Regions from separate parts of the Homo sapiens genome. Here region 2 is linked to region 1. A link is a loop called in an ENCODE intact Hi-C map of the cell type or tissue named here. Cell type or tissue: Calu3. All regions are shown on one strand. Links, peaks and the distances in the headings refer to the core of each region. The heading gives the core; the rest is flanking DNA. Region 1 overlaps TMEM108 (transmembrane protein 108). Region 2 holds the start of TMEM108 (transmembrane protein 108).

The links. Peaks named below come from ENCODE experiments on the same cell type or tissue, not always from the same donor. Only the 100,000 strongest peaks of a DNase experiment are listed, where the experiment ranks them.
Region 2: it touches region 1 in a loop (2.6-fold over the local background); 4 of 110 quality-filtered maps call a loop at or near these places.

The regions. Positions count from the first base shown.
Region 1 is chr3:133,259,239-133,275,753 of GRCh38, forward strand. The region is part of intron 3 of TMEM108 (transmembrane protein 108); the gene reads left to right. Among named protein-coding and RNA genes, the nearest start is that of TMEM108-AS1, 10 kb to the left of the region's middle. In Calu3, for the core only: no CTCF peak of the experiment used is centred there; a DNase peak (open chromatin) is centred at 7,523.
Region 2 is chr3:133,035,304-133,051,818 of GRCh38, forward strand. TMEM108 (transmembrane protein 108) reads left to right here and starts at 3,088. Exons shown (of 6, transcript NM_023943.4): 1 at 3,088-3,132; 2 at 10,599-10,717. RefSeq lists enhancers at 2,782-3,076, 5,962-6,256. In Calu3, for the core only: a CTCF peak has its summit at 6,124 (motif pointing right); a DNase peak (open chromatin) is centred at 6,108.

The DNA.
Region 1 (16,515 bases), core at 3,388-11,387:
CATTCTTTCCTTTATAAGAATTGTGTTTTGATGACCGAAGAAGGGTTTTTGGTGTTGTGAAATTCTTCTGGAGTTCTGGAATTATCTCTTTCCTATGAATGCTTGAGGAACCACTAGAGGAAGCCATTGAGAAGTGGGCAAGACCACAGGTTCTGGACTAGCCTCCCTCCTTGGCTCAGATGTGGAGTACCTACAAAGTGCATGCCCCACTGCTTTCGCATATTTACGTAAGAGGTAGGTGGTGTTATCCCCATTATACAGTTGAGGAAACTGAGACTCAATAAGGTTAAATAATACTCAGGGTTAAATTGGCTGCAAATAAATAATTGAATTAAGATTTTAATTCCTGGCCTCTGACTGCAAGCCCGGTGTTCTTTCAGCTATTTGATATTGGCAGTTAGGAGAAATAATGGGTTCAAGGAAATAGAATTTTTCAATAGGAGGACAAGAGTACCTTTGGGTCCCGATACAGGGCCCAGTGGCCACTAGTGATGATATCTTACCACAGAGGCAAGGAAAGTTTACTAATACCTGGAGTATGGGTGTGATTCTTAAAAACAGGACAAACCTTGGAGGAATGGGTCTCTCAGGAGATCAGTTCTTTATTTGGCCCAAAGAGCCAAGGAGGCAGTTCCTGTGTCAGTGCAGAATAGGCGGATGCCCACAGAAGGCTCTTCAGAGTCCAGATAGGTGAAGGCGTGTGGTAACAGAGCCCAGGAAAGGATCTGCAGGGCCCAGAGCCAAGAAGAGTAAGAACTGGTTTTATAGGCACAAAGAGATTAGTGAGGCTCCTGCCAGATGTGGAAACAACCGTACCAGTTCATCTGCACCTTGAGCCAGGTGTTAAGCGTCTTTGCTTCAGTAAAGCATTAATATTTTCTTGCTTGTAAAGCTGCTCACCTGTGACTGTTTGGGTCTTCTTTTCATTTTTTCACTAAGAATATTGGATACCTACTGTGTGCCAGTCATCATTCTAGGTAGCTAATAAGACAAATAAGATATCTTCCCTCCTGGAGCATATAGACTAGTTAGGGAATCTAGACAATAGTAAAAAAAAAAAAAAAAATTTATTATCAGCATGAGATCCCTACTAAGCAGAGAATTAATGGGGTTACTATGATGGCATGTGATTAGTAGCTAGTTTGGGTGGTCAAGAAAGCATCTCAGAATCGATGACATTAGGTTGCTTTGTGAATGACACCTGCCAAGGTGAATAGAAAAGAATTTGCAGATAGAAGAACAGCAGAGGTAAAGGCCCTGAAGTAGGGACCTGCCTGAGATTGTTGAGGAATAGAAAGAGGGCCAATTGTGGTCAGAGCATAGTGGTGAGAGAGAACCAGTGGAATGAGATGAGGTATGCATGCAGTTGGGCAGCAAAAGTAAGAAGTTTGGGTTTTATCTTAAGTGTAATGAGGAGCCCATTGGAAAATTCTAAACAGATAAATAACATGATATTCTTTATGTCTTGAAAAGATACCTGACTGCTTTGTGGAGAATTGATTGTAGGAGTTTAGGAGTGGAAGCAGTGTTTCCAGTTAGGAGTTGATTACATAGTCAGGCAAGAAGAGATGGTGACAAATTGGACTAAGGTGGTAGTCATGGATATGGGGCAATATGAGAATCAGGAAACATCTTGGAAGTAAAGTCAAAAGGATTCGTTCATGAATTGGATGATATAGAGTGAGAGAGGCAAGTTCAGTCAACCCAGAGAGTCAACAGAGTAAAAGATGTCCTAACCAGATAGGTTTTAGGTCCAAAATTGCTCATTATAAAGAAAGAGATAATGAGCTTTTTGTGACCTCAGTGCTGATGGCAACAACAGCATCATATGTAGATCCTGTTGTGGTTAGAACACACGGACAGTGAGAAATCACAAGGACAAAAAACTAGGGCCATCTCTGGAAGTGGTACCTGTTTCATTCATTTATTCATTCATCAAATATGTAATATCTGCTAGGCATAGATAAGTGTTCTGAATATAAAAAGATAAATTTCTACCTCAGATGCTCACACTCTTATTCCTTATGGGAATTTTCACAAACAGTCCACCATGAAGTCACACCTTTGGATTGAGACCTCTGTGGACATCAAGTTAGTTGATGTCTGCAATCAACAAAGCAGCCCTTTAATTTCTGGATTGGTTTTGGTTTTTCTACAGCAGTAATAACTTAGACCCTTTTAAAAATGCATTTCTGAAAAGAAAGCAGACATCGTCACTCTTCCTGGCTGTGCATCAGTGATTGTGCTCCTCATACTCTTACTTACCTCTTCTCACCTGCCCACTCCTGAGACTTACTGGCATATAGTAGCTGAAAGTATTACTGTTTTCCTGGAGGATTGTAAAGGGTGTCTGAAAGCACTCTATTTTTCCCTCTCACAAGATCCAAACTGCATTAATTTATCATTGAATATTTCCATTTTAAGAAGCTGTTAATTCCAATAAACGTTGATGGAGGTTTGAAGCCCAAACATTTTAATGAAGCCATAAATCAAGAAGCCATGGTGGCTTTCTTCAAATGTCCTCACACAAAATGATCTGCAGGAGGGAAGGTTTTCTATGGTATTTTAGCGGCTGCTTCAGGCAGACAGATGCATTCCCAGCTTGGATGTTAATATGTTATAGTTAGCTCAGTGTAAAGCTGGTGTGGAAAACCATGAGTTTGTGGTTCAGTTGTCAGCTACTTCATGTCCTTTCTCCCTCACCTGTCTCAAATTCTGGCATTGGTCATAAAGAGCCTTGAAGTTGCACATATCAGAGGGCAAGTATCATTAACATATGTATTTGTTTCCTTAGGTTATCCCTGCCCTTCATAACTACATTTGCCAATGTACTTTACCATTCAGGTTATAGCTCAGTTTAATATTCTGCCTCCACTCAGCATAGTCTCATACACTCATTTTTGGAATTCTGCAGCTATTACCTTTATGTGTTGAAATGAGTGAGTGTCTTATCTGCCTGTGGACTAAATTCTCACTGGTATTTTTTCAAATGTCTTAAAATATTCACTTGCTTATAATTTCATACTGAATGCAGTTTTCCTGGGCTCAGTGGATCTGTTTCAACATATTGTATCTATTCTGTATAGTGTCATATATTATTTAAATGTATTTATTATAAAATAGGACATGCACAAGTTTTGCAGATTGCCAAGGAAGTTGCCCTCTGGGCAGATTTTCTATGAACTACATCAATCTCATGATCTCCTCCTCCTCCCTACTTTCATTTATAGAGCATCCTGGTACCAGACGTTACCATAGTGATGTAGAAAGATTGCTCAAACAAAAATGGGAGAGACATAGCAGTGAGCTTTTATCTTCACTGCTTTGGGTTGCTGTGCACCCACCAACTAAGATACAGCATGTGGAAAAGCAGGGAGACATATCCTAGAGGCTACTAACTGTCATTAGAGATGAGGGTGTTGTAATACTTGTGAATTCCTGAGAAGTCAGTTCATTAGCTAGTTATTAAGTCCCCGCTGTGTGCCAAGCCCCACTAGGCGGGGGATGCACACAAGAGAAGATATGGTTGCTCCCTTCAAAGAACTTACAGTCTAGTAATTGCACCCCTTTCACTCAAAAGAGTTGCTTTGCAGAAATCTTGACAATTCCAAATATGTTCCCTTTTCTGACAGGCGTCTTTTCCAAATCTCTTGAGAATAGATTCCTGAAGTATATGATTATAAATCAAATTTTTGTCCTGAATACCTTGCTAATGGAGTGAAAATGGGAACCTGTATTGAAATACTTAAAACTTGTGTATTTTTGGAAGCTCTCTGTTGCTGTAGATCATAGGCAAGGGTTTGTAACACTTTGTAAACCAATTGCTATGTTCCCTTGCAAAAATCCTGACCTATTGAGAATGCCCCAGGTGAGGTAGAGACCATATGTGTTGTAAGACTCCAGACAACCTTGTGTGGTGAACTGGAAAGCTTTTACTTTCTTAGAGAAAAATAATTGAAATACTGTAGTGGTAAATTAAAGGGAAGGAACTGGAGTGGCAAGTGAGAAATTAGGTGAATTCCATTTTCTGCATAAGCAAGTAGGTAGCAAAGAACATGCCATCTGAAGCTAAGTTATTACCTGAGTGTTTGCTGCCTTTAAAAGCTCCATCAATTCTTCTAGTATACTTTGTTTGGGACTGTTTGCTACGTTTCTATTCTATCCTGATCACAATTAAAGTAAAATAAACCATTTCAGTGCTTGGAGAATCCCATAAATATAACAATGAAATTTTTCCCCAAATCTGTGAACACTGTAGCCTTGTTCCCTGACCTGTTGGAAAGGTGAAAAGAAGCTCTTGAGTGATAATACTTAGAGATTCTAATAACACTAAAAAGTCAAATTTGTTGCTTAAGTTTGAATTTTACCATTCATGTCAACCCCAGGAAGGACAGACTTCTAAACAGTGAAGTAGCCCAAAATTAGCAATGGAAGAGAGAGAAGGACACAGATAATCCCAAAACTATGTAATCAAAACTTGCAGGCAGCATTTGGGCAGGGTGGAGAAGTCAGTCTGCCATGCTGTCTTTTTCCAGACCACACAGCTGCGGTGAGAGGACAAGGGATAGGAGAGCTACTGCAAAAGGCACATCCAGTTCAGAAATAATTGTTTTTTTCCTTTAACTTGAGCCTTTTTCAGAGCAGTTATTTTGTCTGTTTATGGAATAGACATTCTTTCATCCTGCAAAGGAAATAATCATTTTCCAGCTCAGAGGTGAATTATGGAGTATCAGGGAAGTAGAAGTGAAAATTTTTAGATATTCTACTTTCAAGAAGTAAATAACAGACCAAGTGTGATGATGCATACCTGTAATACCAGCCCTTTGGGAGATCAAGGCAGGAGGATCGCTTGAGGCTAAGAGTTCAAGACCAGTCTGAGAAACGTAGTAAGAACCCATCTCTTAAAAAAACAACAACAAAAATAGAAAACTTTTTTTTAAAAAATTAGCTGAGTGTGGTGGCACATACCTAGTCCCAACTGCTCAAACTCCATGAGTTTGAGGCTGCAGTGAACTATAATTGTGCCACTGTATTTCGGCCTAGGCAATAGAGCAAGACTGAGTCTCAAAAAAAAAAATTCACCCGAAGAAAGCTATCTATCATGCTATTTTCCCAGTTAATAATAGATTACTTCAGCCATCTATGTTCTCTTGTCCAGATTGCTCATGAGCAGGAGCCACATTTGCAGCTGCACGTCTGTGGTTAGAAGTTTATTCTATTAACTTGAAACTGTGATATTCTCAGCAAGAAGCCAACTAACTTGGGATTGAACTAATGTCCACAGATGTAACACCGTTTTGTAGCAAAGATAGCATCATTCCTCTGCAAGTTGTCATTATATTGTTTCTGTCTGATTTGGTCACAAATTCATCACACACAAAAAAAAGTAGTGATAGTCTAAGTGCATGCACTGGCTTTTGGAACAGTCCATGAAGCAAGTATAAATTTGTGGAGAAAACATGAGTTCATGAATATGCAAAGCACTTACCATAAAAAGAACAGGGTTTGAAGGTCATTCGTAAAACAAGCAGTGATGAAGTTACCTACCCTATAGGCTTACTGAAGGGACCAAATGAAATAATGCAGGCATGTCAGTCAGGAAAACAGTGCAGGAAACAGAAATCACTCTAGGTATTTCAAGCAGAAAGGGATTGCATATAAGGAATTATATGCTTCCAAAATTACTGGGAAGGCTAAGGCAGTAGATGGTGGGAACTGTGGTGTCCAAGGACACACTCCACTGTAGCAGCAGTCCGGAGGTCAGGAATGACTCTTGCTGGGCACCAGCACTCACCACAGTCATCTCTAAACACCAACAAGATGGTGACCAAGATACTGAAATGCTGAATACAGCTGCCTCACTGCTGGTCATTCTGAACACTCACATTAATCAAAGATTACATATACCCAGATGGATCCGATTAGCATAGATCTGCTAGGAATCATCATAGCCAGACGTAGGCAAGACAGGATCCTTTGGTTATGTGTTCTATTAACTTACTTCCTCCAGACAGCTTTTGTTCCTGTCTCTAACATTTTGTATGTCTTTGAGGTTTGATGTTCTACCTTGAAGCTTTGAAATAGTTCATTTTAAAATGGGTCCTTGAGCTCCCAACCTGTTGGTAGGCAGAACACATACTTTGGGTTGAATGTGATCACTGTAGCCTGCAGTACAGTGCAGCACTTTCGGCACTAGCACTTGCAGATAAAATATAACTATCCTCCTATCATTTGCTGAGGCTGCAGTGCAGTGATTCTGAACCCAATGTGTGGGAGCCTTTGCGAACCAATGTGCTCACATTTAATCCACACCTCTAACCTTTCCATCTCAACCTGCCATCCTTGACAAGCAGAGCTGCAGTGAGAGAAAATCCCAAGTTTGGACTTCCAAGTAAGGAGATGGAATGAAGAGGTGTCTGCTGTTGGGCTTTTGCGGAAAGCCTGAATGAGATCATTGAAAATAAATGGAATATGCATGCTTTTTCCCCTCCAGATTCCATAGTTCTCCTATATCAAGGCAGATAACAGGGAAGCTATATACTTTATTATTTGGCTCTTTGTAGAAATACCTTCACCAACCTAAAATTTAACATTATGCTTTTGACTTTTTCTTGAAAATGGCTGTATGTGAAACATTCCTATACTTTTTTGTTTTTAAAAAGTTTACCAAAGATACCATTCATTGTGTTGTCCGGTGCCTCTTATATCAAGACCTGTAAGATAAATTCCTCTTATAATTCAATACTAGGACAAAGGTTGTCTTTACTGACAAACTTATATGCTACTCCTTGCAAATATTGATAATAGTGTAATATATTCAGATCTCTTTTTGCCTTGACTCCAAGAAAGCTCTTAAAAAATTAGTTCACTTGCAGTAGTTTCCTTAGCCTAGATTTTCTGGATAATATTCTTCCTCCACCCAGCCTTATCATCACTTGTGGGGGTTGCTGTTAGGTTTTTTTTGTTGCTGTTGTTTGTTTGTTTTACTAATTGTATTCTTATAAACCACCTATCTCCCTTGGGGCATAGATTAGATATCAAATTCATGAATATCAATATTGGTATGAAAAGTCACCTATAGAATTCAAATATGCATGTCTGGAGCTTACCACAGGACTAGTGACTTAGAATCTTTGGGATCAGGACTGAGATAAGAATATAGGAAGTACTCACATAACATTGTCCATAGGTTTTTGGCAACTGTGACTTTAAGCAAAACCACATACAGTAGGTCCTCACATGACACATTCAGTGTTGTTTCGTCATAGTGTAGAAGAGAAAATAAAATTGGTTTTGTTGTAAGTTGTTTTGCTTGAAGTCTCAGCTTCGAAGAACCTGTGGATGACATTAAATGAAGGTTTACTGTATAGTTTTTAAATCTCCACAGGTAATTCTGATATGTTCTCCTGATTAAGTGCACTAAAGTCAGTCAGTCAGTGAGTGGTGTGAGCAAGAACCGGAAATTAAACAGTCAATGGATTGCATATTGGCTGACCCATGTGACATGGCTGGTCAGGCGAGTAGTGACAGTTGTTTAAAGAATGCCCAAGGTGGCCGGGCGTGGTGGCTCATGCCTGTAATCCCAGCACTTTGGGAGGCTGAGGCGGGTGGATCACAAGGTCAGGAGATCGAGACCATCCTGGCTAACACAGTGAAACCCTGTCTCTACTAAAAATCCAAAAAAAAAAAAAAAAAGCCGGGCGTGGTGGCAGGTGCCTGTAGACCCAGCTACTCGGGAGGCTGAGGCAGGAGAATGGCGTGAACCCAGGAGGCGGAGTTTGCAGTGAAGTCGAGATCGCGCCACTGCACTCCAGCCTGGGCAACAGAGCAAGACTCCACCTCAAAAAAAAAAAAAAAAGAACTCCCAAGGTAAAGGGATATAGTTGCTGTAGAGCCACCATTCTAGTGCAATTGACTCGTTCATTTATTTATTCCAACATGTAGTGAGTGCCTACTATGTACCAGGTACTCTGGCACTGAGGATACCAAAATGATATAGTCCTCTGCCTCTAAGGAGCTCACAGAGTCTAGTAGGACTGTCAGACATATAGATAATAACTACACATTATAGCAAATACAAGAATGGAGACATGCCCAGGGCATCATGGCAGCCCAGCGGAGAGGCGTCTGCTCAAATCTTGCAAGAAAACGTCAATTAAGGCTTCCTGGAGAAAGCAGCTAGAGAGTGGATCTCAAAGGATGAACAGGAGTTATCCTAGATGAAAGATATCCCAAGAAGAAGGGCCAGCACTATGTGGGAAACTATATACTGTGAATAGGAGAAGTCAACTATTGCTGCATAACAAATTACCCCAAAACTTAGTGGTTTAAAACAATAAAAAATTATTACCTCACAATTTCCATAGATCAGAAATTCAGGAGTGGCTTAACTGGAGATTCTAATGAAATGTCTCTCATATGATTATGGTTGTGGTCAAGGGGTCAGCAGGAGCTACAGTTATCTGAAGGCTTGACTGGGGCTAGAGGATCTGCTTCTAAAATCTTTTACTCATGTTGCAATGGACAGGAGCCCTCCTCAGTTCTTTACCATGTGTGTCTCTTGATAGACCTACTCACATGTCCTTGTGACATGACAGCTGTCTTCTCCCAGAGTGAATGATTGAAGAGAGGGCAAGGTGAACACCAAAATATCTTTTATGTAATAACCTTGGAAGTCACACAGAATCCTAGAGGTTACACAGATCAGCCCTATTCAGCATGGGAGGGGACTACACAAAGGCACGAAACAGGGATCATTGAGTAGATCTTGAAGCTGGCTACCACACAAGGCCATCAAGCTTATGATCTGGAATGGCAGAAGCTGGCTAGGTACAGAGCCCCATCCTGAAGGAGCCCAAAGACCATCAATAAGGAGCTGAGACTTCATGTGTGGGCATCACGAAGCCATTGCAGAGGCAGTAAGAAGAGAATTGATGATGTCAGATTTACATTTTAGAAAGGCTTCTTGGACAGTATGGAGAAAGGTCCTTGGAACAGAAGGGCCAGTTAGTTGTCACAGAAATCCAGCAAGATCATGTGGGCCCATATCAGGGCAGTTGTGGCATAGAAATATAGTCCTTTATTGTTCAAAATGTGGTACATGGACAAGCAGCTTTGACATTACCTGGGAGATTGTAGAAATGCAGACTCCCAGGCATCAGGTTAGACATAATAGAATCTGATTCATGTGGACCTAAAAGTTTGAGAAGTGCTATTATAGAGGATGTTGTAGAAATAATTAGGAACACAGAGGAGAGGAGACCGACTCTGAAGTCATGTTTATTCTACTTCAAAACTAGAATGCATATTGTAAATTTTTACTGAAATCTACAGAATAGATCCAGAGAGCTTTGGGCATTCACAGCATCAGTAATGATATGGTATGATCTAATAACAGAAGGGCTTTCTCTGTTATTATAAATGGTAACCATGTAAATAAATGTTGCCAGCAGAGGAAACCTACTGAATACTTCTCTGCTCTAAACTTTACATCATTTTCCAACCAGCTTATTTCTTTTGTCTCAGAGTCTGAAGAACAAGATAGCTAAATTTTCAGAAAAGGGGCCATGGGGAATGGAATAATGTGATAAACAGAGATTTGGAAAGCTACAAGATAATGCACATTCTGGAAAATATCCTGATTTCCAGATGACCTTTCCAAGCATTGTCTTTTCTGGGATTAGATGTGGGAGCCAATTAACTACTGGGCTTCACACAGTAAATGTCTGCCAGGAAATTCATTACTTGCATATGGTCAACAGGAACCACCATCCAGTAGTTTTTTTTTAACTTGTTAAGCACAAGTGCATCTTGTGATGTTCTCCTGGTCTGCCGGCTGGCAAGTGCCATCTGCCAACATTGGCCATGTGTCAATCTTTGTTTTTCCCCCTCCATTCTTCCACCTACCTCTTTACAGTTAAGAAAATTATATAAATCAATTAATGCTGGATCTCAGAACTCAGATGAATATGCTGCTAGTTCTGCAAAGAGAAATAGAGAAAGAGGGGGAGGGAGGGAGGCAGCAAGAAACAGATCTACCTTTTAAAAACTGATAAATGAGCATTGAAACAATGAGAATACTCCATCAATACAATTGATGGAGGAGGGAGAGTTTCCTCTTGCAGCATGTTCAAATGCTTTGGTGGCTAATGATTTCAGACCTCCCAGAGCCTTAGTCCCATTCTTCTCCAGGCATGAACCGTTGTCCCTACTACTAATCAGGAGGTACTTTATGTAAACTCATCAAGGAGCACTGGGGTCACTGGCTCCAGGAGCTGCTAGAGATTAAATGGCTTCATTGGCATATGTCCAGATAGAGGAAAAGTGAAAGGGAAACTGGTACCTTTTCCTTGGCCCTTCTGTCTGACTCCCTCCTGTGTTCCAACCCCTGATAGTTTGGTTTCCAATGAGTTATTGCTCATTTATTGAGTCAGTTTTTAATTGGACTCTCACATGATATGAAGTTTTCATTGCTATTTAGAGTGGTTAGACATGTTTCTGACTAGTAAATCTGAGACTGCCAGTAATTACAGAGCCTTAGGGAGAAGAGCTCAAAGCTGCTTGTCACCTATAAACACCTCCTCCTCTGGGGTTCCCAAGGAATATGTAGGGAAGTTTGCAATTGTACCACCCCATCCTGAACTTCAAGGACTTTCATGTCAATACTCCCACACCAAACCTTGAGTGAGTATTAAAAATAAGATCTACTTCCTCCTCCTGGAGTGAGCTAGTGTTGGGGGAAGGGATGCTAATTAAGAATATTCCCAAATCTTGTGAAAGATAAACCTCTTTTTCCTATTTTTGATTATCTCAGCTTAATAGGCATCATATCCCCATTTCTCAGAGGTTTGCCTTAGAAAACATTCTCTGAGATTCCAGAAAATAAGATATTAGAGATTTTGCAGTTCTCCCCTCCCCCAATCAAAGTCCTCCTTTCCTTACTCGGCTCTATTTCATCCCACAATACTGGTCACCTTCTAAACTACAGTATAGGTTATTATTATCTTTACCCTCTGCCTCCCACCACTAGAATGCAAGCTGAGGACAAGTATTTTAGTCTTTTGTGTTTGCTGCTGTATTTCCAGCACCTAGAAAGTACCTGGCACATAGTAGGCACTCGATAAATGTTATTTGAATAAATTTAAGATTCTAAAGGACCTTGAAACCTGTTTAGTATCTTTATTTGGAGATAAACCAATTAAAACCCTGAGAGTTTGTGACGTTCCCTAGGTTGCATAGCTGATCTGCAGAGGCAAGTCTAAAAGGTGAATCCAGATCTTTCTCCTAACCCTGTGTCCTTCCTACCACCTGCTGCTGCTTTTGGCTGCTGGATGGAGCTGGGAAGAAGACTGGAGGCTACTGGTCCTAATCCATAGAAGGGATTTTCTGAGTCCTGCCCAGAAGTAGGCAGGTATCATGAGCATCTTCTGCCCTCAAGAGGATCTTGGCAGTCAAATATGGCTGCAGCCTGGCTCCATTCCTTGGTCATAATCTCCAACTTCTGCTGCCAGGATTTTCTCCCTGTTTTTTTTATAAGACTGCCTGTTCGAAGAATGTACACACACACACACACACACACACACTCACACACTCACACACACACACACCCCTACCCCTCCAGGCTCACTAAAGCAACATACAGCTCTGTCAGGAAAAGGATCATAATCTCAGCCCTCACTCACTCTGGTGCAGCTTGGGCAGAGGGATTGCTAATGAAATTATTGAAGTTCCAAAGCCCCCAAGCCATCCTCTTGACACAACCACTGTTTTGGCACTACCTTCTGTTATTCTTTGGTTTTTGCTACTCCTAGTTACCTCAAATGAACACGCTACCCTGCTTTCAATCCACAAACTCTACCCCAACATCTGGCCAATCTTGCCATGCCCTTCCCCCAACACCATGCCCTCCTCACCATCCCCAAGGGGCCAAAATGGACAATTGTAGAGACCAGGCAAGACTCAGCTCACTGGTTGAGAGAGGAGGTCAAGAGTTCTGCTGTAGAACGGAAAGAGTTGGGAAACAGGAGGAGGACCAGAGAATAGGCAGTGCTTGAAAACCCTGTGGAGGCAAATTGTCTGCGGAGTTGGAAACAACCACAACACATTTGTCCTTAGAAAAATATTAATTTTTTAACCTTTTCAATACTATGTTCAAAACCTCTCTCACAAGGTCCACAAACTTTCCTACTACAAGGCTGTCATTTTTGACTAGGAAAATTTGAATTCAGTATTTCAAAAGTGATTTCTTGGAAATAATTTCTTATGTGGTGTCAAGTCTCTGGAGAAAAATGCAGAAGGTCTTTCTGCCCATTAGATGCTGTTCACGAGAGAGAAATAGCAGGAATTAACAGTATGGTGGCTTCACACGATTGCCCAGATAGTGTGTGAGTTCAGGAAGTGTCTTGTTTGCAGGGAGAGAGTGATTAACACAACAGACGCTGCTCTGACTCTCCTATAGGAGTCAGAGGAGACAAAGCTTGGAGCCTACATTTACAAACTGTCATGAGCCAGCCCCACCTAGAAGCACGCTAAGCTTGTTTTAGTCATCTCATTTCTCTCTAGCCCATGGGCCAACCTTATTCCTGCTTTTTTGCATTTATCTGGGTCTCTACTATGTTTCAGCCTCTGTGCTGGGCTTGTATCAACAAGGCAAAGAGAAATTTTACATGATCTCTGTGTTCAAAGACCTCATGTACTTGATACAGAGGTAAATAGATTAGCAAATAACAGCTATTGACAAAATTAATGAATCAATAAAAATGCATTTAAATTATGTTTTGAGCGCTTAACTCTGCTGTAGGAGCTAAAGGAGGCCTCTTAGAGGAGTTAACAGCTGAGCTTTGTGCCTCACAGTTTCCTTAAGGCTGTGCAGATTCTTGGATTCTCGTCAATAAGGCCAAATAGGATATTCCCTCCCATAAGACTTTTTCTCTTAGGCATCTCATTTGTGTCATCTAACACTTAGGGTAATGGGGCGGAGGGGTATGTGGAGTATCTTGCTCTGACTCAGCCTTATAAGAACACCATACACGTACGTGTGTGTGTGTGTGTGTGTGTGTGTGTGTGTGTGTGTGTTTCCTAAAGGAGGACTTATTTTAATATCTGAGAATAGACTTCTAGGAACTTCCTTGATGTACAGAAATCTCATAGACCCTATGGTCATTACTGCAAAGAATCATCCCATTTTAGAGCTGGCATTTACCTTCTAAATCAACTCATCCTTTTTACAGTTGATGGAGGTTAAAGCCAGGGATGCTAAAGGACTGCCCAAAGTCACGCAGCTAACCACGGGCAGAGCCAAGTCTAGGACCAAGGCCTCAGTTCTATGCAATTTTTATGGTACCTTGCAGGTCCCCCCAAGGGGCACACATCTGTCAGCATAGTGGGATGACTAGGAGCAAGCATTACACTAGGGGCAGGGGTTAGGAGTGATGTATGAGATACTACTGAATCATAGAGCTGGAAGGGCCACTAGAGGTCATCTCGCTTACCTCCTGCATTTTTCTGATGAAGAAAGAGAAGATGGGGAAAGTGAACCTGATCTTCTCAGCCAGGGGAGGTATTGCCCTCTAAGAGGGATATGGAAATGTATGGGACCATTTTTGGCTGTCACAATGACTGGGAAATGATATTGGCACTTAATGGGCAGATGCCAGGGATGCTTAACATATATTGAGTGGAACAGTTCTACCAATGACAAATCACCCAGCCCCAGATGTCAACAGCGTCCGCATTGATAACCATGAAAAGAGCCCCCATTACAGACAGAGAAGGGACCAGGCTCTGAGGTGGTTTGCCCAGTAGTTTGTCATTGTGTGTACATTTAGGGGTGGGTCACAAACCCCTCTGAGAATCAAATAAAAACTTCCTTTTCATAGAAACCTACACATACACAAGAACTTTGCCCTTAATTTTAGTGGGTTAATGAGCCCCTTTAACCCATCAATGAACCACAGGTAAATAACCCTAGTCTTAAAAGAGACTTAAAGGTGGAGAAAATTAAATATGTATGTGTTTTCTTATGGATAAAAATTGTCTTATGATGTGTCCAATGGAATGAAGAGTAAATGTGGGTTTTTTCCCTACCAAGTGAACACAGTGGTATCCAGACTCTTAGATTCTTTCTTTTGTTCATTCATCAGAAGCCTTGGATTTTTATCCATCACTTAAGAAGTATAGCTATTATTTCCTATTGATAGTCAAACTAAACACCACGTCTACCTCCCACACCTTCCTTCCCTTTCTCTCCCCACAGTAAGTACTCAGCAGGACTGACGTAGGAAGCAGGAGTGGGTGCTGACTTCAAAGGGTCCCTCTCCCTGAACTTTGGAGAGTCCCTTCTTCAGGAGTGTGAGTTCTGGGTGAGTGGTGGAAGAACTGCAGGCTTTAAATGCTAGTCAAGGTGTAAATCAGATACTGTGTTTTAAAATGTGCTGAGTAATTTCTGACTCATTAAATCAGTTAAATTACAAAATGCTCCATTTCAAGATGCTCTATTTCATCCATTTGCAACAAGTCATGGCAAACGGAAGAAATAGATTAGCCAATCATGCCTCCATGGTGTTGTTGAAGAGAATAGAGGAGAGGAGAGATGGACGACTCACTACCACTCTGTGAGAGAAGACTTAGGGTCAGGCGTAACAGTCAGACCAAGCAGTCTTATAGGATAGATATTCTTCAAGGGTTTTACATCTCATTTACTCCTGACAGCAATCCTTCGGGGCTTATTTTCTTGTCTATTTTACTAATGAAGAAACTGTGGCTGAGAGAGGTTAAGTACTTTTTCAGTTGAGTCAAAATTCACACCCAGTCCTATGTGACTCCTAGGCCAAGTTCTTTTCACCCCAATGCTTCCCAGCGAGTTTGTATGAACACAGGTAATGCTGCTCTCAAACAGCTAAAATTATCTGCACAGCGGATGCATGCCCCACTGCCTTCCCATCTACAAGATCCATCTCAGATTGTTCTTGGTTATTCCAGTATGCTGAGGACAAGCCTTCTGACTTTGGTTTCATTTTGTTTTGTTTTTCATAAACTGTGCTTCTGTCGAGGCTGTAGAGAATCCTGTTAGGACAGTATGTCGTGATTTAAACTGTGGCTGATGAGTGACTCCCTTCTTTCCTTCTCTTGCCTCAAACCTTTCCTTTCTCTTATGATGGGAGAGACCAAGTGTACTTCTGCATGCACAGTGCCTGGAGGTCTTCCCAAGCCTGGCTTGGAGGTATCAAAAAGGAATCTGTACCTAACTTTCACAGAATGGTTTCCACTTAGCTGGGGGCTTTGTTTTGTCCCCCAAAGTAGCTGGTGACTTTGTTTTGTCCCCCAAAGTGTTTCATTCTTTTTCCCTTGTAGATTTGTTTCTCTGTGAATTTATCTAAAGACAGTGGTGTGCTGTTGGGCAAGAAGTCCTTTCCTACTGCCTCCTGTAGGAGAGCTGTAGTTACTGCTGAACAAATGACAACCTGCCCACTGCAATAATAACAACCATTTCCCTGGGTGACAAGTATCTAATTAAGTGAATGCCTTGGGTCAAGGGGTCATATTTCTGCAGGCAGTGGACCTTTGTACCATTTGCCAGTCAGGGGGTTAGACACATTCCCTACCCTCCCTGCTGGGTGTGAGTTTCTACACCTGAGCCATTGCCAGCAGAGCTGATGAAGGAACTTACCTCAGAGTCTCTAAATGAAGTCCACTGCTCTTAGATCTGCTAAGAAATATCTCAAAACCATTGGTTCCAAGTTGATTGATTGATTTTCCTATTTCCATCAGCAAAAACCATAAATACTCAATTAAACTCTAAAAGTGGTCTTAGAATTCCAACACCAAGTATAGAGGACTTAATTATTTTAATGGGGGAGGGGAAAGAGCGCTAGATCAGGAGTCAGAAGACTAAAGGTTTAGCTCTGACTCTACAACTAACTGCCCACATGACCCCAGTAACTTTCTTATCTAGTTTCCCCAATTGAAAATGGGAGTTTTTTCCTTAGATACTCTTTAAAAGCAGTACTGTCCACTAGAAATATAATAGGAATCACATATGTAATTCTTAATTTTCTGAATTTTAGCAACATTAAAAATAAAAAGCAAGTAAAATTGATTTTAATAATATATTTTATTTAACCAGTATATGCAAAATATTATTTTAACATGTAATTGGATTTTTCACATACATTTTCCATATTAAGTTTTTGAAATTCAATGTGTATTTTACACTTACATTGCATTTAAGTTCAGACTAGACACATTTCAAAGGTTCAGTTTGGCCACATGTGGCTGATGGCTACTGTATTGGATAATGCAGCCTGGACTCTTTTCTGGCTATTAATTTTTTTGTGTATGTCCCAATCCGTTACTTGCAACTCTTGAGGTTAGATGGATAATTTAGAATTTTTTATGTTTTAAAATGAAATACAGTATTTATTATTTATTAATACCCCAGGGGGATCTGGAGCAGCACTCCATGATCAAACAAATAAATATTTCTGTAGCAAAAAGTATGACAATACACACTGAGAT
Region 2 (16,515 bases), core at 3,025-11,024, 220 kb before region 1:
TCCTGCCAGGATTTGTATGACAGATGGAGACTAGAACCTTGGGTAATCTATCGGTCTTCATGAATGAAATCAATTAAGTTTAGAGAAGCTATTTATTGTCAGAGAGATAAAAAGGTAATTAGCAATTATAAAGCAGTCTATGGGGGTTCTAATAATAATACAACAATGGGTGGATTTCTGGGACTTGGCAAAATGGTGGATGGCTTATATCTTATCTTTTTCTTTCTTTTCAAATATACCTAAATCTCTTGCTGGGCAATTTCTGGACTAAGGGGTAGGAAACCTGGTTTGAGCTAACTCATATCAAGTTACTAATATATCCATTTCCCAAGACAGGAAAACCAGGTTATATGTATGAGGCAAGTAGACTGAAAAACAGAGGATGAACGACAGCCTGGATTTTTTTTTTCAAATTCACATCCTCAAGCAAGAGTCTTTGTTTCTTGTTGCTTCTTTCTGTAATAATGACACCCACAAAGAGAAAAATAAATGCTTTTTTCCTAGTTAAAAATTTACATTACTCAGTTAAGTAGCAGTGAAAACTGTCCTTGTTTTACTCAATAGATAAAGCAAGTTTACAAGGTGAGAAAAATTTCTCCCCCATTTGAATGCTGTGAAATATATTTTTAAAAGTGTCACAGAAGGAGGGAAGCTAGTTTGCAGGCTCACACATTGGGCTTCCATATTTCTGGTGTCACAAATAAAGTCACTTTTGAGTAGGATGGCTGGTGTTGGTAGAATGTTCTGAGGGATCTCACTAATTTAGTTAAAATCTAAGTAGGTCATATTCCACTACATTGAATATCACACCATAAAAAAGTTGTACAATAGTTTTCCAAGGTGCAGGCACTAATCACTTTTAAAAAGTAACAGAATTTGGTAAAACGCCAGTAAAGAGAATTGGGAACCCTTGGAATCTTTGAAATAGACTCACCTAGGTGATGGGTTGCTAGGTGCAGCAAACCACTATGGCACACGTTTACCTTTGTAACAAACCTGCACATCCTGCACATGTACCCCGGAACTTAAAAAATAAAAAATAAATGCTCAAATGGAAATCTGTTTTAGTTAAGAAGGGCATAAAACAAGTAAAGCTATTACCAGAGAGTTTATCAGTTTGGCATGGTTAACAAAAGGCAATACGTTCTTTTAGAAATATTTAGTTAATCAATTGAAATTAAACCTAGTTGTGAACCTAGCTTTTCAATTTATTCCATTGACTAGTCTTTGGAGTATTTATTACCTATGAATTATTTTTGGCCTTTAAAAATCAGTTCTCAAAAATTATGTGGAAACTTTCTTCTGTTTTCAGAGTGTGTATGTCATTAGTGATTTGTGTTGCAGAGTTTAGTTTTCCCTGTTAAAAAATGCGTCTATCGATCTAGCAGCTTATGCAGGTGTTCTCAAGCATGGATGGATATCAAATTGCCAGTAGAACTTTTTAAACCTATAGCTGCCCAAGCCCCACTTCTCATCCCAATCAGAATCTCCAGGCACAGGGCCCCACAACCTACTTCCATAAATACTTACCATCCAGCTAGGCTTGAGAACCACTGGTTTAATGACAGCAAACAAACTTTTTTTGAGGCTTTCAAAACATTTTTCTTGCTTAGACATTTCTTTACTCCTGCTGTAGCCAGAACCATTGCTGTGACAGGTTTAACATGTTCCCAGAAACTCTGAATTTTGTGCGATGCCATCTCTGATAGGGACAATGTGATGAACAATGTCTGAGATTGCTAGGTGGGCTTCACTTCTGGGGATGAGAAGCCAGAGAAGTTCAGGACACACTGACAAAGGTGAAGTTTTCTCTAAGCGACAGTTTGATCACCTTGATAGTGAGAGAGAAATGCTGAAGCAGGGTTATACCACCTGGTTTCAAGAGATGAGAGATGAAGGTTTTGGAGAATTCAGCACTTAAGAATCTTGAACCACGGCGGTACACTACTGGGTAATAAGAGCTTGGCTACGCTGAACGACAAAGGTTCTAGCTGGCCAGTCCGAAAACACTGAGTCCTTAGGTCAAATTTGAGAAATGACAGGGCCAGTGGGAGTCCTAACTTCTAGACTCTGGAATTACTGACAGAAGAATATTTGGACAGTTTTTAAGACCCTCAAGGCATATTATTTTACAACCTCTTTAGCTTATGCCTGAATTTGTGCTGTGACTGTTAGCTTCCCGGATGTTTTCTCCACATGCTTCTTTCTGAACTAGCCTGTATAGTTCTACAACAAATTGTTACGTTTTGAGAAGCAGGGACCACTTATACCACTTCTCTGGCCAAGTGTCTGGCACCGCGCCACTCAGACACACACGCCCAACCCTTTAGGATTAACGTAGACACAGTGTTCTCTTCCATGGCCATTCCGTCTCCACTTCTGGTTCCACACTCCAGTCACCAAGTTGGCATGATTGCTGCTCCATAGACCAAGGGTGGGTAATGTGGGGATTAAACACACCTTCCCTCAGCTGGTGCCCAAACTGTAAGCATCACCGGGACACCCCATGTAGCCACAGGAACGCTTCTCATCAGTGGAAGAAGGACAAGAAAGGTCGTGCAAGTTTCAAATTACGTGGAGCTGGGGCTACAGCCATTACTTTCGGACAGGTGCAATTCAAAGCGTGATCCTCCGACCAAGAGCTTCGTCATCGCCACCTGGGAGCTTATTAGAAATGCAGGATCTCAGGTCTCCACCCCAGACCTTCTGGATCAGAATCCGCATTTTAACAAGAGAGTCAAGTGATTCTTATTTATATTAGAATTTGAGAAGTCAATTGATCTGGTAATTGATCAACTGAGTGCCACTTAGCCCCCGAAAACAGAGACCCTTTGTGCCCGCCTCGCACCCGCTCTGCTAGGTAGCAACCGAACCCCCAGAGACATCGGAGCGGGCGCTGCCGAGGGCAATTTGGTGATTGGCTGGTCTCACCACGTGACCGGCGCTGAGCCTTCCGTGCGACCGGATTGGCTGTCGCGGACGCTGACGGACAAGGCCGGGGCGGGCCAGAGCCTGGTCGGAGGGGCGCGCGCGGGGGCCCGAGGGGCGAAGGCGCGAGTGCGCGAGAGCGCGTGCGCGAGCGGTGGGGCTTTCTCCTGAGCCGTCGGAGGGAGCCGGAGCGCTTCTCCCGAGGTAAGCGGCGCTCCGGGGCGTCCCCCCAGTCCTTCCCATGCTGGGTCCCGGCAAGCGGGTTAGGCTGGGCTGGGCGGGGCTCGGGGAGGTGTGGGGTCAGCTTGCCCCGGGAGCCCAGCTTCAGGGAGGATGCAGCCCCGGTTGCCTTGGTTTCCCTTTTCCTATCCTCTCAGGCACCTTCCCATCCTCCCCACTGCGTGACGGGTCTGCCCGAGGGGAGTTGCCCACCTGGCAGCCCTGCCTCCGCCTTTGTTTCCCGCCTGGAGGGTTGCTGGCATGAACCCCCTCCCCAGGTGGAGGGTGCGGGTGATGGGGCGCGGGCGTCAGGAGCGCTGGACCTGGGCTGGGGCCGAGGAGGAGGTGGCTTTAATGCAGGGGGACCTGTCACATGGGGAAACGAAGAAGAAGAAATGTAGTGTCACTTTGGCCAGCCCGAGGGACTCGAACTAATCCTGCGGCCGCGAGCGGAGCCGAATTCCTAGCGCAGCTGTGCGAAGAGCCCTCCTGCCTAGGTGCCGGCGGCCTCGCCGGGGACGGAGCCTCCGTGCTGCCCGGGAGGTTGCTCTGCCGGCTGGACCTGGCGGTTTTCACCCCAGAGTTGCAGCGAAATTGAACGCTTTGAGCCTGCTGGAGGAATCCAGAGATTGGTTCAGGGGCTATTTTTTTTTTTAAGCAGTTGGGCACCGGTGGAGCCGGTCTAAATGAAAGTCTACAAAAACCAATTTCAGATGCAGCGTAACTGATGACTGGTAAATGGTGAGGAGGGAAATGCCTGCAGTGAACTGCAGACCACCACACTGAGATTCTTCCTTAAGAAGATAGGGGTTTTTTTCGGAGGAAAGGTTGTAGTTTCTGCAAACAGGTTTTTCTGGGGGTACCCAGGAAGGTTATTACTTATTTTCAGCATGTTACTGGGTTGTGGGGAGAGGGAAGGCAGGGTCTAAACTAAACCTACTCACACGTCCTTAATTCTTTGAAAAGTGTGTGCTCGATGAAGACCATTTGGCTGCCAAAAGAGGTTTGTATGGGAGTCCGGGGGAGATGGATTGTTGCCTTTAAATCATACTTTAAAAAGGGGAAGGTATGTCCAGGAACTTAAGAGCAGGTCAAGCTATGGAAAGTATTCCCTGCCTCTCCTCCATTTCCCCAGACAGCTCATAGGCAAACATAAAAAGTCCCTTCAATTTTCCACGGGTTAACTTCTTGATTTGTTGGATACACCTGGTAATCTACTCTGTAAGAAATGGTTCAACTAACTCATTATGAAGATATTACTGTGTTCTGGACTTTCCACGTAATTTATTCAGAACTCTTTCTGGTATGAGATGGATAAGGGTCTCTCTACCTTGTCCCTTGGAGACATCCTGATACCTTCAAAGCCCTTTATAGCTCTTACATTCCCTGTACAACAACATGTTTCTTTAGGAAATGACCTGATTTCAAACCTCTAAAACACACCCCATGCCTGTGAAATGCCTACACTTGCCAAGAATTCAGTTTACTAGGCAAGATAAATATATTTTTTTAAGAGGGAACACCTAAATTTGTTAGGGGTATCAAATTCAGGTTTATCAGCCACCGGAAATCAAATTTTGTCGGTTTTCTGAGATGAATGAAAGTAAAAGAACAAGTTGCTGCAAAGCTCATTTAGAATATCACAAATGACCCTAGTAAAGTGAAATATAGGTTGTCACCTGATAGACTTCACACAAACCAAATTAGTGGGAATAATTTAAAAACTTTATCACAGTTTTTTTTGTTTGTTTGTTTGTTTTTTTTTTTTTTTGAGACGGAGTCTCCGTCTGTCACCCAGGCTGGAGTGCAGTGGTGCGATCTCGGCTCACTGTAACCTCCGTCTCCTGGATTCAAACGATTCTCCTGCCTCAGCCTCCCGAGTAGCTGGGATTACAGGTGTGAGGCACCATGCCCGGCTAATTTTTGTATTTTTTAGTAAAGACGGGGTTTCACCAGATTGGCCAGGCTGGTCTTGAACTCCTGACCTCGTGATCCACCTGCCTCAGCCTCCCAAAGTGCTGGGATTACAGGCATGAGCCACCATGCCGGCCAGAAAATTTTTTTTTTTAAGTGGCATGGAGTAGAGGGGAGAAAAGAATGCTGAGGGTGAGGTAGGTGGCATAGTATACACTTTTATTTTCAGAGGAGAGAAATTAATCTTTGTTCCATAAACCGCAAAGGGTATGCATTGTTTGTTTGGCCTGCGGAAGGGAGGCAGGGATTTTGAAAAGGTTGGGAAACACTGATTAGGTTATGCAAGGGACAACAAAAAGATTAACAAGCTTAGTCCATCTAGCAACGTACTTCAGTGACCTATAGGACAAGGTTTTATTCTCTGATTCAATAAAAGCCCACTAGTGTTGCTTTCAAAGCAGCAACAAAATCATTTCCTTTCTGTCGTTTCTGTCCCCTGGGTCAGGGACGGGGAACATAGAGAGTGAATGAGAGAGATTAGAGTCCGACCTGCATGCCTAAGCAGTAGTGTCCTCTGAGGAGGATCTGTGTCACATTGTGTAAGTATAAGAGCCTTCATATTGAGAGGGATCTGAGTACCTTCCTTAGGACACATGCTGTAAGATACAGCTGGATAACAGAGCCACAGGTGGGGGCACTGGGTGAGATCATCTGATAGGGAAGCATTGGGGAAAGAGGAGAGCCAGGAAATGTTTAATTCAGTGGGGCTCTGCTGGCTGCTTTTGGATCCTTGAGGAGGCATTTCAAGGCAGAGCTGCCTCATTGGCTAGCCTGGCTGGCTTTATGTGGCTTCCAGAGGACCTGCCATTCACAAGATGAAAGCTCCTGTGGTAGTTACACGTCTCAGGTTGTAAGCATCAGTTATGCTTGTAATGTGCTTGAGAAAAGAAGGGCTCACAGAGACCTAAATCTAGGCTGCCGTTCCTTCACTTGGCTCATGTCACCCCCCAGGGCTCCCAGAAAACAAGTTGTACCCTCCTTACCAGTAGATGGCACTGCTGCCCCTGGGAATTCCTGGAGGAGCTGAACTATGGAGCTGGCAAACCAGCAGTGTGTAGCCTCTAGTCAGAAGATTTTGAAAGGCTATGTCAGCCCTCAAACGAAATCTCAAAGAAAATAGTTCTGAAAGCCATAACTGTTTACATAAGGTAGGAATAACGTGTGTCATGGGGATTGAGGAATGGCTGTGATTACATTGACTGTACATGTGCGTTTCTGAAGGGAGAAGGCAGAGAGTAAACTGACAAGCATCATAGCATAGGCTTTAAACGCACCCGGCATATGTATTGGTTAATTAAACATAATAATCATGATTTGATCCAACTTTCCAACAACTTAATCGTTTCTAATTATTTGCATGTGAAGCTAGTCTACACACATGGATGGGACTATGGAAATATACATGTGACTTTTAAACCTGAACAGTAGCTGGTAAGTACATGCTCTGAAGACAGCAGTGAGAGTATTAGTAAAAATAATGCTGATAAAGTAGTCACTATATTTCAGGGCTGTCCACAGAAGATAGGTCAAAACAATTCTTAATTCGTTTCTTCTAAAACTTGAAAATTCCTAATGTGTTTTTAGATCTTCTTAGTTAATGTGGACCTTTCAATATTATATTAGCAGCCCCAAACTTGTGCTTTGGTTTTAATGATGTTATTAGTCAGGGTTAATTCATCCATCCACCTATTTTGAAATAACTATTCTTTGTTCTCTAGCTGTTATTTACTGTTCTTTGAGATGGGAAGGTTATAGTGTATAATGAGGGCCCCGGCTTTGACTCTGCCTGAGGTATAGGATGCTACCTCTAGGTGCAATTACCCCAGTCACCTGCTGCTTTGTGTAGTTCCCATCCTATGGCTTAGGTTATTTGAGGTTTCTTTCTGTCTCTCAAGTGAACTGATGAGCTTGTCTTTACTACCAATGCTAAATACTAAAATCCTGCTTGTGCTAGGTAGTGGTAGGCCAACAGTCCATTAATGCCATCTTATTATGTGACTAAAAATAAATCTATTCACCTTTCTGAACCTTACTTTTATCACCTGAGATTGATGAGATGGTGGATGTCTCTTAAAATCTCTTCCAAGTCTAAAGTTATATGGTTAGGTGATTCTCATAAGTTATTTCTGAAGACTAAAAATTATTTATAAAATATTTTCATACTGTGAGCTTAGGGCAAAAAGAAGTCTTGCTAATGTTTCCTCCCAGAAAAGTGGTTGTGCATTACCTTAGGATCCTAACAGTTCAGAGTAGGAAGAAACTCTTGAAGATGATTTAACTTAACCTTCTCAATTTATAGACAGCTCAGTTCAGAGTTGAGTTTCTTGACCAAGGTAACAGAGCTAGTTAGTGGCAGAGAACTAGTTAGAGGACTAGGATGCAAGCTCAGGACTCAATATAGTTTTCCCTTCTCCAATGCTGCTTTATTTCATCTGCCATCAGGCCACAGAATATGCTGTGTCTACAGGGCTGGGGCCAAGAAAATTTTCTGAGTAATTCCTTAATGTAGGGCTTTAAAGCAACAGCATGAATAGCTTTGAGTTTTGGCAGAAGTTCAAGGTCAGGCTTCTCTTTGCAGCTCATTCTTTTCTTCACTGATTGATTGTGAGCAGGATTTTTCACTGCGCATCTTTAGGCTTTAAAAACTTTTCTGCATATGCTGTTTCCTGTAAGAAAAAACTTTCATCATCCTAGAAGAATCATTCCTCAATCAGATGTTCTTAAGTTGGGTCCATGGACTCCCCAACATCTCTCTGGATAGGAGAATCTTTCATATAATTCACTTCATTTGTAATCTTATGTATTTGATCTTATACATTTCACACATAATTCTGAGAAGGAGGTCCTTAGGCTTCAAGAGACTACAAAAGAGGTCTGTGGCACACACACACAAAATAGGGTAAGAATTCTGAGTTCTTGTCTGAGGAGCTAAAAGACATTAGGGTGGAAGAGTGTTAGGGGTAAGATATGGGGTAAACTTATTGAAGTTTGTAGGAACATTTTTACCTTTTAAAAAATTGCTCACTAAATGATGCTAATAGCATTTTACCCATCTTAAATTAATAATGTATATGCGAGTATTGATTTCCATTTATCATTCCTTCCTCAATAAGTACTCTTTCCTAATTTTACCAAAACACTTTCAAATTCATGTTGCTTTATTGGCGATGACATGCATACTAAGAGGCTCCCTTCTCCCCCAATCTGACTTGATTTCCAGATGTTCAGTTCCCTTCTAATTCATGACTTGGAGTTTTTGACTTCTGAGGTAGTACACCTCATGTTCAACTCTAGGCTCCTAGGACTCACCATGATCCCAGAGAGGCAAAATAATTTACATGCTAGGAATTAAAAAAAAATCCTTAGGTTCCTTTATTTGTACCCAGGGTTTACCACAGAAATTGCTGCTCCTCCTTGGCTAATTATTTTCCTTTTCTATTTGTAATCCCAAATTCTCACTTTTCCTAATTGTTTCCAAATAAGAGTGACTGGGAGTTTGTATGTATTGGAAATAAAAATCCTTGTTTAAAACATGCAAAATTTTTGAATTTTGAAGAACATTTGCTTGAAAATCTCTTGCTTTGTGTCCTGTGACACCTTGCCTACTTTTGGTGCCATGGTGACCCATGTTGGTGAATTCACCTGCTGGCATCTTTTTGGCTATGTATCTTTTTGGCCAAAGTAATATTTATTATTGCTTTAGTAGAAGAATAGAAATTACCTTTTCTTCTTTAGAAGGTTATATTTGGGTTTATGTAATAACCTAATTATGTTATGTAATGTCAATTTTCTGCATTCTAATCTCAGTATATTGCTGAGTTATTTTGAGATTTTGGGGGCATGATTGATTTCTCTGAGCTTGTTTCCTTGTTTGGAAAATAAGGGGAGAGAGTAGGAGAGTCGTGACTACTTTGTTTCCTGTTCCAAAATCCTGTGACTCTAAGAAATTGTACCTGGTACCCAGACTAAACATATCCTAAAAAATGCTGCCTAATTGGGAATTTATTTATAATCAATTAGTGCCAGGATAATAATTCTTTATATCTGCAAATCATTTTATGGTTTTCAAAAATGTTCTCTAATCCTGTATCTATTTTCTACTCAAAATGCCAAAGGACAACAGCATCAGTATTATGTGGGAGCTGGTTAGAAATGCAGAATCTCTGGCTTCACCCATGACCTAACAAACCCGAACCTGCATTTTTATCAAGATGCCTTGAGGATGCACATGCACCTTAAAGTCCAAGAAGTTGGTGGCTCGTGCCTTTGAGAAGAAGCTGGTGCTTTGAGAGGCTGAGGCAGGAGAATTGCTTGAGGCCAGGAGTCTGAGACCACCCTGGATAACATAGTGAGACTCCATCACTATATACATTTAAGAAAAAATTAGCTGGGCCTGGTGGCACATTTCTGTAGCCCTAACTACCCAGGAGGCTGAGGTGCGAGGATCACTTGAGCTGAGGAGTTTTAGGCTGCAGTGAGCTGTGATCACACAGTACATAGTGAGACCCTGTCTCTTAAAAAAATTCTGAAGTGCTGCTTTTTTTTTTTTTCTTTTTTTTTTGAGACGGAGTCTCATTCTGTTGCCCAGGCTGGAGTGCAGTGGCGTGATCTCAGCTCACTGCAAGCTCCGCCTTCTGGGTTCACGCCATTCTCCTGCCTCAGCCTCCCGAGTAGCTGGGACTACAGGCACCCGCCACCATGCCCGGCTAATTTTTTGTATTTTTTAATAGAGACGGGGTTTCACCATGTTAGCCAGGCTGGTCTTGATCGCCTGATCTTGTGATCCGCCCACCTCAACCTCCCAAAGTGCTGGGATTACAGGCGTGAGCCACCGCACCTGGTCCTTTTGAGTCTTACATTGGCCCTATGAGAGAGGAACAGTATTTTACAGTTGAGGAAACTGAGACTCAGAGTAGTTAAGTAACTAAGTCAAGGTTACTGTGCTAGTGTCTCACTCAGAACCCTCTACTCTAAACTTAATGCTGTCTTTCTTCATGATTGGGCTGAAGTCACTTTTGTACAATGGAGTCTGGTCACTGCCCTGCAGCCCATAAGGTTAAGTGTGACTGTGTAATTGAGTTTTAGCCAACCAACAGAATGTGATGGAAGTGGAAAAGTATTGTGATCCACTTCTAGGAAAAAAAGCACAGAGAATGCTCATGCAAGCTTCTTCATACTGTTTTCCATTCTTAGCTGACTGGAATGGAGAGGACCCATAGGGCAACCTTGGAAATTATGTTTTAAACATGGCAGGACTTTTGTCAGCGTGGGTACCTGGATCACTGCATTAGGTCCACCCCACCTACATATTCACCTGTCCAGTATGCATACATGAATCAGAAATAAATTTTTATTGAACTTGAGCTATTATACATGTTTGGGTAAGCACTTAGTCTACTCTCATATTCACTTCAGCAGTGACTTGGGACTTGAAGTTCCTTTGGCCTAATGCATTTTTTCATTTTCATCTTTGCCAGTTGGTGATAGATTGGTGGTCATCCAACATGCAGAAATGAATGAGCAGTGAAAAGCAGCAGAGCCGATGGGTCATGAGGATGTAAGTGCGTTTGAAGGCTTCCACACCCTCTACTCCAGGGTAAGGCAAAGGCATTCTCTGCCATTGTTTTTCTTGCTTTTCCAATTCATAGAGGCTATTGTCTCACCTGTCTCTTGGAGTCAGTGCAATATGATGCCCTGTCTGTGAAAGGCTCCTAAAAGCCTTTATTGATTCAACTCATAGATACCATGCAAATCAGCAGTTATGAAGAGAAAACCATGACCGAGGTGATGGGATGGAATCTATGCATGGAAATATTTCAAAACAGGAGTTTTTAGTGAGTTCGTTTAGGGTGTGATTTATATGGGAGGGGCTGTTGAGCCCTCTTGAGGTGCACTGTAAAGATGGGAACAGGGCCTGATTATCATTTCCTTATAGCCATGTCATATGTTAGCTCTGGTAGCTCCTGTTTCCCTCACCTACCACCTTCTTTCTTCTTTGATTACTCTGCTTAACTTTTGCTTCATTAATCACTTTTTTAGTGAAGGAAATAACTTCTCAAAGTGTTGAAAATTCCAGATTTGGTGTATAATAGCACTAGCAAAGTACATGGTTTTGCCTGTTCCATTTTATTTTATCCAGCATCACTGGAAGTCACATGCCCATTCATGCCTCATCTATTTGCAGCCCCTAGTACAATGCATGTGGGCACTGGCAATGTTATAACCAAAACTGGTTTTGAATTTTCACTTGTGCTGCAGATTTTTGAGACCAGAAGGAGAAATTAACTGTTTGGTGTGGAAAGGACATCACATCCTTTCTGAGCTCTCCAATTTCTAGAGCTTAAACTAAAACCAGCCTCCTTGAAGGGAAAATTATGATTCATATAAATATAAGAAAAGCTGAGGATGGTTAAGAATGAGGGATAGGAGGTTAAAGAAACATACTTAACTGAAGGGTTGTTTTAAGCAGCTTGGCTCAATACTGCTGAACCTTTGCTAGATAATGTCCCATTATCCAGGCTCAGACAGAGGGCACCCAGAAAAGGCTGGTATCTTTCGGGGCCTCATGTGGCTCAGTAATGAGTACAATTTACTGAACAAAATAGACAATTAGAGGATGGAGATCTCTGGAGATTCCAATAAATGTACATCATTATTGCTCTAAAGTGATGCACATGCTTGGAGATAAAGCAAAGAAAGGGCAGCTGCAAAGTACGTCAGCAGAAGAGTCCAGGTGAGCAGCCCGATGCAGACTATAGCTCAGCACCTGGAGGTAGCTAAGAAAAGGAGCTGGTCTTTTCTAGATTTTCTCATTAAAAGAAAGGAGCTGGTCTTTGCTAACTTTGCTCAATTTCCTCTATATCCTGTATATCCTGTATTTTAAAAGTATATCCTGTATATCCTCTATTTTAAAAGTAACTAAAAAGTATAGCATGTCAGAAATAGCACTTGGCTGGTATGTTGCTGTGTAAATACTATACAAGGACTACATTGTGGAGGGAGCCATTCTTTAATTATTGATTTGGGGTCAAATAAAGTAATGCTAGAGATGCCAGTGGACCAGAGTTAGTTTCTCAACCTTACACTATTTATTGACACTTTGAGCCAGGCAATTCTTGTGTGGAGTGTCCTGTGCATTGTAGGATGTTCAGCAGTGTCTTTGACCTCCACCCACGAAATGCCAGTATCTCCCTCCCTGTTTGTGACAATCAGAAATGTCTCCAGACATTGCCAAATGTCCCCTGGAGAGCAGAATTGCCCCTGGTTGAGAAACACTGCTGAAGGGATATAGTGATTCAATCTTGCTCTGAATTTCTCTGGTATCGTATTTTAATCATTTAACTTCATTTTGTTTCACTTTCCCTATCTGTAAAATATACACACATAAATAGCTAAATAGTCTAATGAAGTAATGTACATAGTACTGTGTGACTCCTTGGGGGCTCTGTCATTTCTAAGAAGCGATATTCGTCTTCCCAAATTTCTAGGACCCAAGGGTAATTCTTAATTCTTGTGATGGCACTAACTGAGGAACAGTGGAGTTTGAAGAAGGGCGAAGGTCTGTGGTATGGGAAATAATGAAGAATGCTGGACTCTTGAGTTTATTCAAGGGCTTCATGTTCTGGTTCATTGTGATAATATATTCTGGATGAAAACTTTCCTTTGCAAAGTTAAAAAAAAGGGAAGAGTGGATGAGGCAGAAAGAAGGCTGTTCAAAAGAGCAGTCAAGGAAATTGCATTTGACAAGGTGATCTGCTAATGTTAAAGTGACTCATGTATAATTAGACCAAAGGACATAAAGAAATAGCCTCCAAAGGAAAACTATCGTCCCAAATGACTGCTAGTCCAGATCAGTTTTTGCAGACAATACAGTAAAGACCAGAGAATGTTTGGAGATCAGTGTTTATTCTAGAAACTTTTACATTTCTATTTCTTCTCTTCTTTAGGAATATGGAAAGGGATTATCTTTAATATATGCCCTTTGAATTATAAATGTAAATGTTTTAATATGACATGTTCTTTTGACAGTTTTCTAGTACTATGTGTTGGAATGGTCAAAGAGGCCATAACTCTGACCTAGACCTGAAGTGTAACCTGCATTATTTTAATTAAAAGGCTCAGTTTAACTCTAAAACAAGGCCAGTGCAGGGATTAGATGTAAACTGTCCTGGCAGGTTTGCATTCCCCCTTGCTGTGTTTCTGGTCCCTGTGATTATTAGACTTGCTTACAAAGTTTCCAACAAATGCACTGTATTTTGGATCTACTATGTAGAGAAGCCATCATGTATAGCCTTGTTTATTTGCATTCTTCATACATTTTTAGCCCTAGGTGTTAAGCAAAACTTATAAGAATGTTTAAGAAGGATTCCATGTACCTTGAAGAAAGAGGCACTTTGGTGTGGAAGAGAGGTGAAAAGTGAAAGAAGCTCCACTTTGTTAGGAGTAGGCTGGTGTTTGAATGTTGAAGTTTTTGTTCTAGTACTACTCAAAGTGTGGCCTCTGAACCAGCAGCATGAGAATCATTTATACTTGTTAGAAATGTACAAACCTATTAAATCAAAATTTCTGGGAGTGGGCGTAATAATCTGTGTTTTAACAAGACTCCCAGTGATCCTGATGGATGCTAAAATTTGAGAAGCATTGCTTTGTTAGTGGTTTCTGACGTAGTTACTTCTTACAAATGATGTCTGTGTGTGTTTATGATGGGGAGGGCGCAGATAAAGTATTTTTCCAGGTGGTCAGAACATATATAAGCTTTTCTTGTGATAACCTCTTGGATAATTTTCTCAAATGATGCCTTAAGCCTTTTCCTGCATTGTCTAATACAGTAGCCACTAGCCACATGTGGCTTTTTCTTATTTAAATTAATTAAAATTAAATTGAAATTCAGTTCTTCATTGCACTAGCCACATTTCAAGTGCTCTGTACCCACTTGTGGTTAGTGGCTACCATATTGGACATTGCAGATAGGGAGTATGTCCATCATCAGAGAAATCTGTTAGACAGCACTGTTTTAGCCTGTGAAGACCCCTGTTTGTCAGAAACTTACATTTAGAATGATAGTATGCTCTTGTTATAACAAGACCTCAACTCATTTAAAACAGAATTGAGTTTTGGGCTTCTCCATCCTGGGGAAACTTTTCAGTCTGTGACTCTATCTTGCTGAACTTTTTACCTTGCTCTGGTATCTGTCTGCTACAGAAAGTGCCATGGGTACATCTCTGACATAATCAAATCCGCAGCCTCTGAAACATTTGCCCTTTAATCCAAGGCTGCTGAGCTGTCTTTTTCCATTTGGTCTCTCTATGCCCTGACCCTTCGTGGTGAGGCTTGTTTGTGCAAGGTGTCTCTTTTGATACTGCCTAGAGCTTTACAAAGAGTCTGGAAGAGGTGGCAAGAAAATTTTCACCTCCCCTACTTCCAATTTCCAGCTTGGCTCAAAAAAAGTGTTTCATAAGAGGGTATTAATACTCAGACTTCACCGCTGAGGAATTATCCCCTGAAGAATTAGTCTCTAAAGCAAGTTTTCCAACAGACATATTACAGCACAGATTTAGTAATTAAGCCCTTTGGCAACATGGAAGAATTTTCAGTTGATATTATGTATTAATATTACCAATATTAGTTGCTCAGAAATTATAATTAGAACAAATGAAAAGATGTGGAAATATAGACACACAATTTTTCAAAGATATAAAGTTTCCTGAGCCCAAGATTCTTGTGCATAGGAGAGGGAATAGGAATAAGGAGTTTGTGGCAATTAGTAGTATTGCTGGAGTTGAGGGGAAGGAGGTGGATAGAACCTGGACTTGATCCCTGAATAGTCTTAACCCTGCTGTTTTTCTTTTGATGGATGCATTGCTTGTTCTCTTCCTGCCTTTCTTTCTTTCTCTCTTTAAAAATAGTTTATTCACTCATTTGTTTATTTGAACAGTTTTAAGTTCAAGCAAAATTGAGAGGAAGATACAGATTTCCCATATACCTCCTACTCCTCCTACTCCCTATACATGCATGGCCTCCCCCAATGTCAGCATCACCCACCAGAATGGCACATTTGTTAGAACTGATGAACCTACATTGACACATCATAATCACCCAAAGTTTATAGTTCACATTAGGGTATATTCTTGGTGTTGTACATTCTTTGGTTTTAGACCAATGTATAATCACATGTATCCATCATTATAGTCTATAGGTATTTTCACTGCCCTAAAAATCCTTCATGCTCTGCCTTTTCATATCTCCCACCCCTTTGCCCTTCACTAAACCCCAGAAACCACTGATTTTTTTTTTTTTACTATCTCCATAGTTTTGCCTTCTCTAGAATATCATGTAATATGTAGCCTTTTCAGATTGGCTTATTTTACTCAATAATCAACATGTAAGTTTCCTCTATGTCTTTCATGGTTTGATAGCTCATTTCCTTTTAGCACTGAATAATATTCCATTATCTGGGTATACCACAGTTTGTCCATTCACCTACTGAAGGACATCTTGGTTGCTTCCATGTTTTGGCAATCATGAATAAAGCTGATATAAAAATCTGTGTGCGAGTTTTTTTTTTTTTTGTGGACATAAATTTTTAACTCCTTTGGGAACATTCCAAGGACCATGATTGCTGCCTCATATGGTGAGAGTATGTTTTATTTAGTAAGAAACTGCCAAACTGTCTTTCAAAATGACTAACATTTTGCATTCTCACCAGCAATGAATGAGAGTTCTTGTTGCACCACATCCTTGCAAGCATTTGGTATTGTCAGCGTTTCAGATTTTGGCCATTCTAATAAATGTGTAATGATAGCTCAGTGTTGTGTTGTTTTAATTTGCATTTCCCTGATAACAAATGATGTAGAACATCTTTTGATATGCATACTTGCCATCTGTATGTCTTCTTTGATGAGATATCTGTTAAGGTCTTTGGACTATTTTTTACTCAGGTTGTTTTCTTACTGTCGACTTTTAAGTTTTTTATAGATTTTGGATAATGGTCCTTTGTCAAATATGTCTTTTGAAAATATTTTTTCCCAATCTGTGGATTGTCTTCTTATTCTCTTGACCTGATGTTTCAGAGAACAGACATTTTGAATTATAAAGAAGCCCAGCTTATAAGTTCTTTCTTTCATGGATCATGCCTTTTGTGTTGTATCTAAAAAGTCATTGCCATACCCAAGATCATTTAGGTTTTTTCCTGTGTTATCTTCTATGAGTTTTATAGTTTTGTCCTTTACATTTAGGCCTGTGATCCATTTTGAGTTAATTTTTGTAAAGAGTGTAAGGTCTGTGTCTAGATTAATATATTTTGCATTGGATGTCCAATTTTACCAGCATCATTTGTTGCTTTGTTGTACTGCCTTTACTCCTTTGGCAAAGATCAGCTGACTATCTGGATGTAGG